2 separate regions of the Homo sapiens genome follow, and region 2 is linked to region 1. Evidence: chromatin loops called from intact Hi-C (ENCODE). Cell type or tissue: chondrocyte. All regions are shown on one strand. Links, peaks and the distances in the headings refer to the core of each region. The heading gives the core; the rest is flanking DNA.

Region 1 (2,500 bases), core at 1-2,500:
GTTGTGATTTCCACGGTAAAGATCAAGCACTCACAGAGAGTAGCAAAGAGTTTGGGTAACAGGTTAGACACCGAGCACCGGCTCTAAGATGCCAACAGGCGAGCTTAACAGGACCACCAAGGAAAGGGGGCTTCCCCACAGTGAGGACCCTGCTCACATCCACAGGCCAAATCCATCTTGTAACAGAGGCTACATTCACTGCCACTTTGTCTTAAGTTTAGCCTTGTTGGAGTTCAACACATTTCAGTACCTCACATAATCATTTTTCAACAGCCGACAGCAATGTTACAGAAGTAAACTCAGGAAGGCATTCTGAGCAGATCAAAGATGTGAGTGTTGGCACTCACATCCAGCCTAGAGAAGAAAACAAGGAGATACAGTAAAAGCTCAAACCAACCAGAACAGGGGTGTCTGCAGGGAGAGTGTGGGATCTGGACCGCAAAGACTGAGTATTAGATTACAGACTTAGGGAAAACCAGTTAACCTCTCTGACCTCAGCTGCCCCAGTAGCAAGATGAGGATGTTACTGACTTCGTAAGGTCACTGTGAAAATTAAATTAAATAACAGAGAGAAATGGTGAACTCCGTAACACTTTAAACTGCCAGTTATTATTAAAAGGAAGTAAAAATGTACACCTAGGAATTCCTCATAAAACTGAAAATAGAATTATGTAGATTGTACTTTATAGATTATAAGGATGCCATAATTAAATCATTTCGTCCACATGTAGGAGACTGCGGTAAAAAAAATGTGAGCAGCATCTACTTTGTAATTAACATGAACACCTCTCAAGTTATTTTGCTACAAGTGTAGCATTATTATAATAATTAGAATACATAGTATATAATTATAATAATTTGACATTATAATTGTAATATTATCCTCTCTGGATACAAAAATTAACATTGGTGGTGGAAGGGAGAGGCTGAGACGGGACCCATCAGGGCCAAGGAGGCAGTTCCTGAGGCTGGTACCCCTGAGACATCCCTTGCTCTCACCCCATCTTCCAGCTGCTGCATCTTTGGTGGAGGCCTGCAGAGGCACCAGCGGCACCCCAACAGCCAGCGGGCTTCTGACCCCAGCTGCAGGTCTAGGCAATTTCCTTTCTCATCAGTGCTTATTTGAATTTGCTAACACGCAGCCATTTCGACTCTTAATTAGTGATCTGTCCTTTCCCATTTAATATATGAAGAAAGCGCCAATGAGTAGAAAAATTGCCAAAAGGCAAGCACTAAGGGAGAAACAAGGCAGATAACTGGATGTTTGTCCTAATTTTCTTATCTCTATAAAGCCGCAGCGACAGCTAAGTCCAACTAGGGCTGCACGGAAGGGCCTGCGGGTGGTGGCTTCGGCTCCAGAAGTCCAGGAGCGCCCTCTAAGGGCCTCAGAGCGCAAGCGCTGCCCAGGCCGGGCCGAGGGAGGAAGACGCAGGTTTTTCATAAGCAAGGATAACTTTTAGGAGGGAGGAAAACGGGGTGCTCACGAATGTGAATAACCAATTCACATACCTCCCTGATTCCAAATGTTCTAACATACATCTACAAAAGTTGGTAAAAGAGATGGATGAAACAGTATCCACCACTGTCCCCCAGCGACCCAGCTCTCCATCCCAAAGGCACCAAAGTTTGTAGTTTCATGGGTATTCTAACAGAAACGTTCTGTGCAGTTACAAGTAAATACATACACATACATAGTCCTTTCTCTCCTTTACTTTTATACCTTTAAATACCTCTATTTTTTAACTGAAATAATAGCTTCTGATAACAGTTTAATTATAACTCAAGAAATCCCTAAGTTCCATGGGGGGCCAATGAAAAGAGGTCTGCTCCTTAATCAGCCAAGGGTGATGGAGCCTCTCCCGAAATGTTTGCTTCCAGGCTCCCTGCCCCCCTCATCCCTTGAGGTAGGAAGAATAATGATCCCCCAAAGATGTCCTTGTCCTAATCCCGAGAACCAAGGATGTGGGCACCTCTAGAAGGTAAAAAGAGCATGGAAATAGATTCTCCCTTAAAGTTTCAATGCAGGCCTTGATTTTTGCCCAGTACCGCACATTTCAGACTTCTGATCTCTATAACTATAATAAAGATCATAAATTTGTATTGTTTCAAGTCATTAAGTGTGTGGCAATTTGTTATAGCAATAGGAAATGAATACACTCTCCTTCCCCTCCTGTTTTCAGGGAACGGGCCTTTAGAACTTAAGTATGATGTGAATGGTCTTGGTAGAGTATATTCATCATGCTCTGGAACTGTCTGGTGATAACTTTCCAGGGGTGCAAATTGTCACTCTGCAATCCTATTACAACCTCTGATTCCACAGGAATAAATTTCATGATCAGTTGATGAACAAAACAGCTCTTCCATCTGCCATTGGCGGGTGCCAGTGCACAAAAAAGGAGAGAGGGTCTCACCACGTTCTCTCAAAGAGGACTGAAGTAACAGGGAAACCCCATAAAGCCACATGCAGGTTGAGCCACAGGCGAGCTTCTAAAGGCTTCCA
Region 2 (3,265 bases), core at 345-2,844, 420 kb before region 1:
TAAGGCTTTGTGTTTGTCATCCTGAGATTCTTAATCTTATTGGAATTTGCGTTTTATTTATTTATATTTTTGAGACGGAGTCTCCCTCTGTCACCCAGGCTAGAGTGAAGTGGTGTGATCTCGGCTCACTGCAACCTCTGCCTCCCAGGTTCAAGCAATTTTCCTGCCTCAACCTCCTGAGGAGCTGGGATTACAGGCATGCGCCACTACACCCAGCTAATTTTTGTATTTTTAGTAGAGATGGGGTTTCACCATATTGGCCAAACTGGTCTCAAACTCCTGACCTCAAATGATCTGCCTGTCACGGCCGCTGAAATTGCTGGGATTACAAGCGTGAGCCACTGTGCCTGGCTGGAATTTGCATTTTGTAAGTGAAGTCCGATGGGAGGGGTGCACCAGGTATTCCCACTGCCTCTCTGGGACTTGCTCGCAGTCGCATGCACCCAGCCTCCTGGGGTACCTGGCCCTGCGCAGCTTCCCTTTGCACTCTGCTCCAGAGCCCTGTCTTTCTCTGCCTAGGGGTGTTGGTGGGGAGGTCCATGGCCTCCTGTCACTCTCTACCCCTGTGTGCAGAGGAGTCGGGTGCAGCATGGGCCCTAAGTGCCTTGGCCTGCCCTGGGATGGTGAGCGACTTTGGGGCCTCTCACCTGCTCCTGGTCTAGGTACTGGGCACTTCCAAGAGCCAAGATTGCAATCCCTTGGGACCACCCACTCCCCAAGGTTTGGGGCTGAGGGCCCATGGGAAGCAGAGATTCCCCTTGTGCCCCCAACTGGGGCTCTGCATTTTCATTAAAGAGGTAGAGATCAGATTAGCTCTTCTACTTACTGCTTTCTCTGCTGGTTGGTCCTGGTCTCAGGCGATAAAGCTTCCCTTTAAGAAACTTTACCAACATTGTTCAGACTTCTAGCCTTTACTCACACACACAAACACACACACACACACACATATATATATATTTTTTCTGCCCTGGAATGTCTTCTTTTGGCCTCTCATGTTTTTTTAACTTCTACTTATATTTTAAGGTTTATGTCAAGACTCATCTATCTCTCCCCTAAGACTTCCAGCCCACTGTGGACCACAGAGCTGGTTCTCTGCATGGAACTTGGTGTTTCATCTTCTCTAGTGTTATTTGCAAATTAAACATAGATTTTCTGTTGTATCTTCAGTGTTCATTGTTTGGGGTTGTTATTTAACTTGTCGTATGTTTATGTTTTGTTTATATCACTCTGTTCTTGGCTCAGTCTCCAGGGTATGGTAGACACAGGCAACAATATGTATTGATTACACATTGGGTGTGTCATGGGCACATTTTGGAAAATAAGCAAAGGATTAAGGCCACACTTCCTGTAGAAGCTACTGATTGGTTGAAATCAAGTGTCTGATTTAAGTGATTTGGGGAAGAAGTAATGATACATTAGAAACTGACAATTAAAAAAGAAATCTTAAGTGGGGCGTGGTGGCTCACGCCTGTAATCCCAGCACTTTGGGAGGCTGAGGCAGTAGGTCACCTGAGGTCAGGAGTTCAAGACCAGCCTGGCCAACACGGATAAATCTTGTCTCTATTAAAAATATAAAAATTAGCCAGGTGTGGCAGCACATGCCTGTAGTCCCAGCTACTCGAGAGGCTGAGGCAGAATTGCTTGAACCTGGGAGGTGGAGGTTGCAGTGAGCCGAGATCATGCCACTGCGCTCCAGCCTGGGTGAGAGAGAGACTCTGCCTCAAAAAAAAAAAAAAAAAAAAAAAAAAGAAAAGAAAGAAATCTTTCAGTCAGAAGATCGTGATTTCTACAGCAGGGGGCTCATTTGATGTGAGCTCTGTTTTTAGGAATCACTGGGTTATTGTATCTCTGAATGATTAAACTTAACTCTCACCATGACATGAGGGTATCTCTCCTTCCAGATCCGCAAATAATGTTTTGTATACCCAAACATGAGGGTGAGTAAAATCTGGGCACTCAGGCAACAATGCCACATCATTACTCAGCTTTTGAAAGTCTGCCCAGCCTGGTGAGGGTGTATTTGGTACTTTGCCCTCCTCTCTGCCCAGTTTTCCCCTGACTGGCGATTTCCTGCTGTCTCTTGAATTCCTGTAGCTCCTACTGCAGCTTGCGCCACAAGGGGAGTCCCCAAATACTGTGAAGCACCCAGAACTCAAAGGGTTTCATTTCACTAAAGAATGTTCCTTTTCTATTTCTTCCAGTGTCTGTGGATGAACACTACACCATTTGCTCCATTTTCTGAGAATTTCTCAGTGGATGCTTTAAAAACCAAGGATGAATTCAGCATCTCTATTTTATGTGGAAGCTGTTCTCAGCATCATTTGTTTTCTTACTTGGGTGGAAAAGATAGCTGGGTAGGTGTTTTCCTCCCAGGGCCTTCTGAAGAGTTTAAAAACAGAGACTTTGGGTGTTGAATGAAAGGTCCCTATTCTTTCCTAAAATACTCACAGAATCCCATGACTAATATATAAATAAAGATTGTTGTATTAGTCACCCAACAATGAAAGAAGAAATCCTCCCACTTCTCAAATGCTTCCTTTCAGAGTAACCTCAATGACCTGACTGATTCATGGAACTAATTTGTAACAATAATAAAGATGAAGCGGGACCCCAGACAAGCTTTCAGAACTCCTCCAAAGACCCTCACTGCCTCATCCCGCTCTCCCGTTCCTCGGCCTGCAGCTGATGCCTTTGAGGAAGCCCCTGTTTGTACTGACAGTGGCCCAGAAACCTCTTCCCCTTGCTCAGACAATTGCCCATGTGGCCGCTGCCAACTTGGGGCTTCCTGGACTTCACAAACTCAGGAGGTCTGAGCTCAGTGACACCCTGCATCGCCCCTGCTCCCTGGGCTCCTGCCCTGAACCACAGCTCCCTGCTTGATGAAGAAGGGTCAGCCACCTCAAGGTTCACTTCCGGGCAGAGGCCACATCTGTTAGGAAAGAAAATAGATGAAAAGCATAGTTAGCAAGTGCCTGCTGTTGGCCAGGCACCGAGCTAGGAGGTGTCTTATTCCTGTGTCATCTTATTTCATCATGTAAATGGCCCTGTGAGGCAGAGATGGTTGTTTGAATTATACAGAAGGAGAAACACAGAGTCAGAAAGATGAAGAAACTTGCTGAAGATTGTATTGTGTTCCAGTGGTCTCCAAACTGGGGTAGGTCCACTCTAGTGAAGGTCCCTGGTTAATTCCTGCTGATTAAGCACTAACCACATGAGACTCATCCAGCTGGCCAGTTTCCAGATGAAACTGTGGTGGGTAAATTCT

What was found. Peaks named below come from ENCODE experiments on the same cell type or tissue, not always from the same donor. Only the 100,000 strongest peaks of a DNase experiment are listed, where the experiment ranks them.
Region 2: a loop joins it to region 1, with 2.6 times the contacts of the local background. A loop is called at or near these places in 13 of 110 quality-filtered maps.

The regions. Positions count from the first base shown.
Region 1 is chr6:159,173,323-159,175,822 of GRCh38, reverse strand. All of the region lies in intron 1 of FNDC1 (fibronectin type III domain containing 1), which reads right to left. Among named protein-coding and RNA genes, the nearest start is that of FNDC1-AS1, 4.6 kb to the right of the region's middle. RefSeq lists an enhancer at 1,212-1,506. In chondrocyte, for the core only: CTCF peaks have their summits at 1,174 and 1,381; no DNase peak of the experiment used is centred there.
Region 2 is chr6:159,594,141-159,597,405 of GRCh38, reverse strand. It overlaps LOC105378085 (a long non-coding RNA gene), which reads left to right and starts at 1,774. Exons shown (of 3, transcript XR_943179.3): 1 at 1,774-3,265. RefSeq lists an enhancer at 1,977-3,176. In chondrocyte, for the core only: a CTCF peak has its summit at 1,855; no DNase peak of the experiment used is centred there.